2 separate regions of the Homo sapiens genome follow, and region 2 is linked to region 1. Evidence: read pairs that join two places in POLR2A ChIA-PET (ENCODE). Cell type or tissue: MCF 10A. All regions are shown on one strand. Links, peaks and the distances in the headings refer to the core of each region. The heading gives the core; the rest is flanking DNA. Region 1 has its middle 28 kb from the start of MIR4668. Region 2 has its middle 29 kb from the start of LINC02977.

Region 1 (5,381 bases), core at 238-5,237:
CTAATGAGGAAGTAGCATTCTTTGGAATTCTCTGCAGCCCACGATATGAGATGTCTCCTGCTGTAGTCAATGACTGAGCACGGTGGCTCACGCCTGTAATCCAGCATTTTGGGAGGCCGAGGTGCGTGGATCACTTAAAGCCAGGAGTTCAAGACCAGCCTGGCCAACAGGGTGAAACCCTGTCTCTACTAAAAATATAAAAATTAGCTGGATGTGGTGGCATATGCCTGTAATCCCAGCTACCTGGGAGGCTGAGTCAGGAAAATCACTTGAACCTGGTAGGTAGAGGTTGCAGTGAGCTGAGATTGTGCCACTGCACTCCAGCCTGAGCAACAGAGTGAGACTCAGTCTTAACAAAAAAAAAAAAAAGGAAGGAAGGAAGAAAAAGAAAGAAAGAAAGAGAGAAAGGAAGGAAGGAAGGAAAGAAGAAAAGAAAGGAAGAAAGGAAGAAAAAAGAAAGAAAGAAAGAAAGAAGAAAGAAAGAAAGAAAGAAAGAAAAGAAAGAAAGAAAGAAAGAAAGAAAATGATGTAGGTAGGTGATATCTCCCCAGTCAAACCTTCCCCTGATTTCTCCAATAAAACGACACAAATACCACCTCACTATATCCCTTACAGATTGCAGTTGAAGAACTCAAGCTATTCACCAACTGTTCTGCTTTCTGATGAATGAGTATGAGAGGATTATGACTGTGTAATATGAGATATTGGGCAAGAAGTGATTAAAAAGCAGTATCTCAAGTTACTCTTGCTGCAGAAGCATGTAACACTGTTGCCCAGGAAATACCAGAGCATTGTGCACATGGAGGAGTCATTTTCAGTTCCGATCTCAAGCAGGAAGGAACTCCTCCAGACAGAGGGGCTTTAAACCTCCTTTTCTTGGCCACCACATATATGAATACAGTCACTAGAGGAGAAAAATCCCAGCAGATTACATGCTCACAGCCCTCGGGTTGGAGATTCAGAGCATTCAGCCTCACTCAGCTATTCTCAGACTCAGCATCCAAACACTGCAGCTTCAGCTTGTGCAGAAAGATGATGCTGAGTAATAAGATCCTATAGAAACAGGCAGACATCCCAGTGCAGGGCATCCTGTGTGAGACCAGGAGACATGGGCTGCCCACAAACAATTAGACCCAACCTGCCCCACTGGTTTAGGGTAATCACTGGCATCATCTGAAGAGGAGCAGGAGTTGGAGATCAGAACCCACTGTGGGTTTTTTGTTTTTTTTTTTTGCTTTTTGAGACAGAATGTCACTCTTGTCGCTCAGGCTGGAGTGCAGTGTCACAATCTTGGCTCACTGTAACCTCTGCTTCCTGGGTTCAAGTGATTCTCCCACCTCAGCCTTCTAAGTAACTGGGATTACAGGCTCCTGCCATCATGCCAGGCTAATTTTTGTATTTTTAGTAGAAACGGGGTTTCACCATGTTGGCCAGGCTGGTCTCCAACTCCTTACCTCAGGTGATCCGCCCGCCTCAGCCTCCCAAAGTGCTGGGATTACAGACGTAAGCCACTGCTCCCGGCCTCACTGTGGGTTTTTTTTAACTAGTGTGTAGTACAGCCCTTTTTCAGTCACTTTCAGCATTTCATTATGATGTCTTTACAAAGTTTTGAGGTTGGTGAATTCCAAGACAATGTTAGAATCTTCTAGAAAAATAAAGATAAGTACCGCCTTTTACCAATTTCTTACCATTGTTTGTGCCACACATTACAACAGCTCTTCATTTAAGGTGGGGGAGGATACGATATTGAGTTGAAACATCATGGCAGTTTCTGTTTTATGTTGGACAAGCCTTCTGTGCATTGTCTTGTCTGTAGTGCCAATTTTTATGGTTCGATGGTGTATTTACAGACATGACAATAATGGTGGTGGTGGGATGGAACAGAATAATGTTGGGTTCTGGAGTGCCTGGATAGCAGGGAAATAATTCAGACAGAAAAATAGCAAGGCCAAAAATAAATTGTGCACTTGAGAGGCTGAAAGAGAATGAGATATGAATCCCTGACTGTAATTGTAGTTGTGTTCACTGTGAGGACAGGTGTTTGCCCTCTGATAATAAGTAGACTTTAATCCTAGGTGTGAGTGCTAGCCACTGTCAACAGGGGTGGCTCCAGATAAATCCAAAGTAATTGCCCAAGACACAACATCAGCCCACAACCAAATTCTCACACTGGAGAGTTACATGACTGGTGGATACAGCTCATTAGGTAATAGTCAAGGCACTGGTTCTTCCCAGTCAACAAACATCCTCTAAATGCTTCAGGAGCCAGCAAGGCAAGCTGTTCCAGCCATGGAGAGGTGTGGCTCTGGTGTGCGGTGACACACTGTGAACACCCAAGCTATGCAGTGCTGATTAGTTGGGTAATGGATGAATGAGTCAAAGATCACGCTTCCCAGTTTGTCAGCTGCTTGGTAGCTCCCAGGGACTGGCTCCAGTCTGTCACTGGCTCCATGCAAGCAAGCAATCCTGGGGCTGATTGTGAGCCACAGAGTCACTGTCAAGACCGGAGTTTCAGTGTAGTAGGTGGAGAGGAAGGATAAAGAACCATCTGACTCGCAACCTTCAGTCTAGAGAGGAGGATTCGGTCAGAGGCTACGTTTTCCTGAGCATCTTCCTTTTCTTCAGGGCATTGTGAATATGTGATGACAGCCCAAGGCAAGAAGCAAAGCAAGAGTCTGATCCCATGCACTAGGTATCCCAAGGCTAGAGGGGGAGGTCTTCAGCCTGAGTCATCAGCTCAGGCAATGTATGAAGTCTTGCCTATAAGACATGACCACCACTGTTGAGACTTGTCACATTGCCAATCAAAAGTTCTGGGATGGGGGGTTGGCAGGTGGCGAGCTTTCCTTCCAATCCCCAGTGTTCCAGGAAGAACAAAGGAATCATATACTCTCAGCTTTAAATCCTGGCTAAATTTCTCAATAATTGAATGACTACAGACAAAGAATTAATATGTGAGTCTCAATTTCTTATCTGTAAATATAATATCCACATTGTAGGGCTGTTCTGAATATTACATTAAATTAGATACATAAAGCTCCCAACACAGTAGCTAGTACAAGTAGAAGCTCCATAAATGACAATTTCTATCTCTGGGACTAGTGAATCTCAGAGTTAGAAAAATGTAAAAAGTCATCCAAGAAAACCTTCCTTCAATTAGCCGGGCATGGTGGCACGTGTCTGTAGTCCCAGCTACTCAGGAGGCTGAGGCAAGAGAATGGCTTGAACCTGGGAGACAGAGGTTGCAGTGAGCCAAGATTGCGTCACTGCACTCCAGCCTGTGCGACAGAGTGAGACTCTGTCTCAAAAAAAACAAACAAACAAGCAAACAAAAAAAACAAACAAAAAAAAAAAAATACAAACCCCAAACCAAACCAAACAAAAAACCCTCCTTCAGAATTTCTGTTGTCAGAATTTCCTATGCCACCTCTAAGACATGGGCCATTCAGCCTCTGTTTTGAATCCATCGAAGGCAAGAGGGATCTTCTTCAGCAGTTCTGAGGGTCTTGCCGAAATTGAGCTGAAACATAATTCTCAGGGGCTTCTACTATTTGAAATAGTGATACCTTGCCATATGCAGGACAAGTGCTTTCAGTTGTACAGACTGCACATTGCTCAGCTGTGGGCGTCTGCTGCTTTTCACGTAGACTACTGTGTAAACAGTGTCCCTGGAGTTGGGCAGTGTGATGGCCCTATCAATGTGATAATCATTCAAATATTTGGGGTCAACCTCACACTCATTTGAGTCTTCTCCAATGAAAACACTCATAATTCCTCTGTCAAGCCTCATCTGGCAAGTTTTGGTTTTCCATCACTCTAGTGACTCTTCTTTGAATGCTCAACTGTGTGACACCTGGATCTGGGCACAATGCATTAATCATCTTCTGGCCAGTTTGGAATAGTGAGATTCACTTTTCACACCTCATGCTGCTATGTTCTCCTACCTCCACCCCACCCTGCATTTTATAATTTGCTTTGTTACTTTAGTTCTCATTTAATCCAAGAACAGGACTTTACATTGGCAAAGATTACTCAAGACTCACAGGACCAAGGGCAGAGTTTTTTTTTTTTTTTTCCAGTCTTAGAAAATTCCCTCCAACTTGACATTGATTCTTTTTTCTTTATTTCTTTTCTTTTCTTTTTGTTTGTTTGTTTTTAAAATTTTCATTGCGCTAGCATGCAGCTAAGATGTCTCTATCTTGACCCCAATTTTATTACGGGAGACTCTGTTTAGTTTTTTGGTCAAGTTATTTATTTCTTCAGCCAACATTCATTGAGCACCTGCTGTGTCTTGGCACTGTACCAGATACTTGCCGTAGATGCCGTGTTGTGGCGGTAAGTGTTTTAACAGCTGACTACCCAGAAGAAAAAAAAACCCTAGTTTGTTTGTAATGTTTGCTGATTTCCATGGCATAACTACTTCCTACCATGGCAGATTTCAAACTACCAAGGTGATGTCATTGAACACAGAGTTGGAAAGAGATGTATATGCATAAACAGCTCTTGTGAGCCAGCATGAGGCGACCCCAGCACACCACTGATAATTTACAGATGAGCCACATAATTCTGCCTTAGGAAAGCTCCATGAGGTTCTTATAATCTGGTGATGCACAGAGTCCATCTCTCCTCTAAATCTACCATGGAGAAACCATGTCAAAGGAGGAAATAACATTTGTCTGACATGATTTGTTCTCAGAGCACCTGTACTGTTTCATAATTGCAAAGGATTCTTTTACGTGCTTGGGAACCATTCCTTTCATATTTCATTTGAAATTATTTTCAGGCCGGGCACGGTGGCTCATGCCTGTCATACCATCACTTTGGGAGGCTGAGGTGGCTGGATCACCTGATGTCAGGAGTTCGAGGCCAGCCTGGCCAACATGGCAAAACCCCTTCTGTACTAAATATACAAAAATTAGCCAGGCGTGGTGGTGGACGCCTGTAATCCCAGCTACTTGGGTGGCTGAGGCAGGAGAATCGCTTGAACCTGGGAGACAGAGGTTGCAGTGAGCCAAGATCATGCCACTGCACCCCAGCCTGGGAGACTGGAAGCAATGTCAATCTCATTCACCTATAGTTTAGGGGATCTACCTTCTCCCTTCAAAAAACTGTACACTGTTTGCCCATTTCTAGTCTTCTAACACTTTGACTATTCTCCATACATCCTCAAAGCTCTCTTTGAGCAACCTGGAAATCTCATTCCTAAATTCTTTCAGTATCTTGCGGCAAATTCTGTTCCAAAACTGGAGCCCAGCACTCATTCACGTGGAGAGTTAATGTACTTCCCTCTTCACCTATCTTGAGCTTTGAGTCTAACCAATGTAGAGTCTTCTCTTTTGGATCCAAAGATCTTTCTACCTGATGAGAAAGACAGAAGGAAA
Region 2 (5,381 bases), core at 268-5,267, 51 kb after region 1:
TTACCATTCCCCAAATTCTAGGGTCTTAAGAATTATACAAAATGTACTCTGCCTGTAGAGAGTGCTAGATCACAAAACATCTGTTTACAGACTGGTTTGCTGAATGTTTTAAGCCCACTCTTGAGACCTATTGCTCAGGAAAAAAGATCCCTTTCAAAAGATAACTGCTCACTGACAACGTAACTAGTCACCCAAGAGTTCCCAAGAGTTCTGATTGAGATATAAAAGGAAATTAATGTCATTTTTATGCCTACTAACACAACATCCATTCTGCAGCCCATGGATCAAGGAGTCATTCTGACTTTCAAATCTTATTATTTAAGAAATACATTTCATAAGGTTGGATCTGTCATACGTTTCATAAGGCCAGACAGTGATTCCTCTGATGGATCTGGGCAAAGTAAATTGAAAAACTTCTGGTAAGGATTCATCATTCTAAATGCCTTTAAGAGCATTTGTGGGCCGGGTGCGGTGGCTCACGCCTGTAATCCCAGCACTTTGGGAGGCTGAGGTGGGTGGATCACCTGAGATCAGGAGTTCGAGACCAGCCTGGCCAACATGGTGAAACCCTGTCTTTACTAAAAATACAAAAATTAGCTGGGCGTGGTGGCAGGCACCTATAATCCCTGCTACTCAGGAGGTTGAGGCAGGAGAATTGCTTGACCTCGGGAGGTGGAGGTTGCAGTGAGCCCAGATTGCTTCATTGCACTCCAGTCTGGGCGACAGGAGTGAAACTCTGTCTCAATTAAGAAAAAAAAAAAAGCTTTTGTGATTCATAGGAAGAGGTCAAAATATCAATATTAACAGGAGTTTGGAAGAAACTGATTCTAACCCTCATGGATGACTTTGAGGGGTTCAATACATTAGTGGGGGGAAGTCACTGCAGATGTGGTGGAAATAACAAGAGAACTAGAATTAGAAGTGGCGCCTGAAGATGTGACTGAATTACTGCAATCTCATGATAAAACGTGAATGAATGAGGAATTGCTTCATATGTATGAGTAAAGAAAGTGGTTTCTTGAGATGAAATTGACATGTGGTGAATTTTCTGTGAACACTGTTGAAATGATAACAAAGGATTTAGAATATTACATAAACTTAGTTGAAGAAGTACTGGCAGGGTTTGCAAGGATTGACTCCATTTTTGAAAGAAGCTCTACTGTTAGTAAAATGCTATTAAACAGCATTGCACGCTACCAAGAAATCTTTCATGAAAGGAAGAATCAACCAATGCAACAAACTTCATTGTTGTCTTAGTTAAGAAATTTTCCCAGCCACCGCAACCTTTAGCAATCCCCACCCTGATGGGTCAGCAGTCAGCAACATTGAGGCAAGACCCCCCTCACCAGCAAAAATATTATGACTTGCTAAATGGCTCAGATGATCATTAGGCTCACATGATCATTAGCATTTTTAGCAATAAGGTATTTTTAAATTAAGATAAGTCCATATTTTAGACATAATGTGATAGCACACTTAATAGACTCCAGTATAGTGTAAACATAACTCATAACTTTTTTTTATTTTAGAGACAGGGTCTTGCTCTGTCACCCAGACTGGAGGGAAATTGTGCAATCGTCTCGCACTGCAGCCTCAAAGTCCAGGGCTCAAGCGATCCTCCGGCCTCAGCCTCCCAAGTAACTAGGACCAGAGGCATGCACCACCACACCCAGCTAATTTTTAAAATTTCATCACCTGGAGGAAATGCCAATGCATAAAAATGACACTTTTTTTTTCTTTTTCATGAGATAGGGGGTCTCACCATATTGTCAGGCTGGTTCTGAACTCCTGACCTCAAGTGATCTTCCCTCCTTGGCCTCCCAAAGTGCTAGAATTACAGATAAGAGACACCACACCCTTGTAAACATAACTTTATATGCACTAAGAAACCAAAAACTTGTATGGCTCACTTTATTGCCATATTTGCCTTATTGGAGTGGTATGGAATTGAACTACAATATCTCTGAGGTATGCCTGTAAATGAATTACCATAATGTGATGTGGGCAACAGAATCCAGGGAAGATTCAGAGGGTGGAGACATCCCATCAAAACTTTCTAATTTGGGAGAAATTGTCCAAGACTCTGAGGAAAACCAGTCATAATATCTGAAAGTAAGTTTATGCCGAAAAATCTTAGGTGGACCTGCAAGTCGAAAAAGCAGGTCAAGACTACTAGGGGCAGAGAGGAGGGAGAATGTTTAAGTTGGGCTCTAATGGTAGGATTTGGACACGCTGAGATTGAGGAGACCTAAGGGTGTTACTTCCATAATGGAACCAGTAAAACAAAAGCCATGATTGTCTAATAGAAAGTCTTTGCCAGGGAGGCTTATGAGATAAAGCATGATAGGAATCAATTTGCAACACAAACCTGAATGTTCCAGAAAGTTCATATGGCTTTACTTACTTTAAATTATGGTAGGCATGACACTGAGCTTCCTTTCTGCTCAGCTAGTGGGAAATTTAATTTCAGAGGTTGAGAGGATTGCCTTCTCTTCCCCACCTCCAAATCCCATGCCCAGTCCCAGAGCTAATGGCCAGGAGTGTTTATGTGAAGCCAAACATTCATGCGGTATGTCTGGTCATTGGTTTACATCAGAGATCCACAAACTTTTTCTGTAGAGAACAGATAGTCAATATTTTAGGCTTTGCAATCCAAGCAGCTCTCTGTCACAACCACTCAACTCTACCATTGTTGCTTAAAAGCAGCCGTAGACAGTAGGAAAATGAATGAACTTGACTGTATCCCAGGAAGACTTTATTTATGGACACTGAAATTTGAATTTCATATAATTGCATGGGTCATAAAATATGATTTTTTTTCCCAAACACTTTAAAATGTCACCATTCTAAGCTCATAGGTTATACAAAAACAGACGACGGCCCAGATTTGACCTATGGGCCAACCCCTTATCTACGAGGTTTCCACCAAGTTGCCTGCTGGCCAAGCTTATAGAGTGAAGTTGGACATCCCTGTTGTTCCCCTGGAAATCTTTGCCAGAGCTGAGAGCCTCCATACCCAGAGTCAGAAAGACCTTTCTAGGCTCAACATGCAGTCATGGCTCCCGGACACCCTGTCATCTTCCTGAGATTCTATGGAGGGTGGGCCACAGAGCCCCATTATTTTAAAAACTGTGCATATCCTTTCCTTCCCTTGGGGAATAATCTTAAGGACTGTGTCTCTCAAAAACACTCTACCACTTCTTCTCCTAGCGCAGCATGCTCAAATCCCTCAGAGTGAAGGAGGAAAAAGTCAGGACGGAAAGTGATGTGCAGGCTTCTTCTTTGGGCCCTGAAAGCTCAAAGTCCTGGCTACCTGCCCTGAAGGCTGAGTAATGTACAAAGAAAACAAAGACAAATAACTCAGTAAATTATCCGGCCTAGGATCAGAGCTTTCTAGCCCCAGAGCAAGCTCAGGCCTCAACATTCTAAGCTTAAGAGGTCAGGCTGTCCCTCCATATTTCAATGGGTACAGGTCTTGAGTTTCCTCAGAAAACCTCTGAAGGGAGGTCACAGTTATGGGGACAAAGAAGGAAAGTGTTGGATTCAGGACACCAGGCTCCACTGAAGGTGACTCATGGTTTTGGCTTGCAAGCAACGTTGCTGATCACTTTGACCAACCACAGGTCCCTGCCAGCTGCACTCCTCTCCAGGAGCACTCCTATTTTTATATGTGTGGTACAAAGAACTCCTACCAGCTAATTTCCACTTCCCCCACAAAAGCCTGTTTTACTTCTGCTTTGAGTAAAAAGCTTTCCTCTTTCTGGTCTCAAAGCACACACTCAACAGTGCCTGTAATTCACAGTCATCTGGTACCCTTGGCTTATCTCAGGCCCCTGTAGTAACAACTGGCTCCAAGCATGTCTCCTACAGCCACAAGCTCCAGTGGGGTAGCCAGGTTCACTGGAAGAGAATGTTCCCTACACAAGGGAATCTGAGACAGAAAAAGTCATCCTCAGAAAGTAGGGACTGGTGGACATGTGAGCCTGGGAAATGAGAACAATTTGTGCTGGGAAGTTGCTCATGTAAAGAGTTCACAGAGCAGGTATCTGCTGCCCAGGCTTAAACTCTCAAGTGGAAAATGGAAACCATCATTCCAGATTGGCTTCTTACCCTGTATCTGTGCATTCATCAACCTTTGACAATAAGGTCATTTCTTAGCCCCACACATAGCATATAGGAAAGATTTATCCAAGCCCTGCTATTATAGATGAATAAATGAAACACATTCAGGAGGTTGCCCATACAGTATTTGCCTCATTTTCCCCACAGCTCTAGAGAAAGGACATTTTATAAGTTCTGTCATTCCACAGAGCTGTACAAAGCCGCCTGGCTTAACTGACTTAATTTCTTTTTTTTTTTTTTTTTAGAGACAGGATCTTGCTCTGTCACCCAGGCTGGAGTGCAATGGTGCAGTCATAACTCACTCCAGCCTGCAGCTCCTGGGCTCCAGCAATCCTTCCACCTTGGCCTTCCAAAGCACTAGGATTACAGGTATGAGCCACCATACCCGGCCTTCACTTTTTTTTTTAACTTGACAAAATGGTTCTTAAGTTCAAGATGGTTAGCATACATCTGCTTTCAAGACAGAAAGAGGGGGAAAAAGAAGGAACAGCCACAGTTGTTCACGGTATCAGCGAAGTAAAAACTTTCCCAGAAACTCCCCTAGTAGACCTCACTTCTGCTTAATTAACTGGAACTGTACTTTCTGTCTGCCCAGAGCAACAAAGGAGATTGGGAACTTGAGTGTTCAGCTTCTTCAGCCCCTAGTGAGGAAGAGGAGAGGGATTTGGATGGTATAGAAGGAGTCAGTCTGAATTCTGCTTCAAATAGCTAAACAATTTTGAAAACTAAAAGCCCAACAGGGAAAACTAGCTCTGCTCTCTATTAAAATTATAAAATTATAGAACTATGGGATATAGTTTCATACAATATCATAAAACTATAAGAATAAAATCAAAGTTGAACACACAGGATTTGGCAGAGATTAATAGGAGAGACAAATTAGCCCAGAAACAGATCCTAATACTCAATATAAGGGTTTTTCTGTTTGTTTTGTTTTGTTTGTTTGTTTGTTTTTTGAGACAGAGCTTCACTCTGTTGCCCAGACTGGAGTGCAGTGGCGTGATCTCGGCTCACTGAAACCTCTGCCTTCTGGGTTCAAGCGATTCTCCCGCCTCAGCCTCCCGACTAGCTGGGATTACAGGTGCCTGCCATCACATCCGGCTAATTTTTGTATTTTTAGTGGAGATAGGGTTTCGCCACATTGGCCAGGTTGGTCTCAAACTCCTAACCTCCAGTGATCCACCCACCTCGGCCTCCCAAAGTGCTGGGATTGCAGGCAGGAGCCACCGCGCCTGACCAATATAAGACTTCTTTAAAAG

The links. ChIA-PET counts read pairs that join two places held together with the same protein. Peaks named below come from ENCODE experiments on the same cell type or tissue, not always from the same donor. Only the 100,000 strongest peaks of a DNase experiment are listed, where the experiment ranks them.
Region 2: POLR2A ChIA-PET joins it to region 1 with 18 read pairs; 8 of 35 experiments call an interaction of 5 or more read pairs at or near these places.

Annotation. Positions count from the first base shown.
Region 1 is chr9:111,957,461-111,962,841 of GRCh38, forward strand. No RefSeq gene overlaps it. Among named protein-coding and RNA genes, the nearest start is that of MIR4668, 28 kb to the left of the region's middle. In MCF 10A, for the core only: no CTCF peak of the experiment used is centred there; DNase peaks (open chromatin) are centred at 761, 2,261 and 4,311.
Region 2 is chr9:112,008,845-112,014,225 of GRCh38, forward strand. No RefSeq gene overlaps it. Among named protein-coding and RNA genes, the nearest start is that of LINC02977, 29 kb to the right of the region's middle. RefSeq lists enhancers at 3,247-3,296, 3,407-3,546, 3,787-3,836, 3,877-4,116. In MCF 10A, for the core only: no CTCF peak of the experiment used is centred there; DNase peaks (open chromatin) are centred at 1,017, 3,327 and 3,577.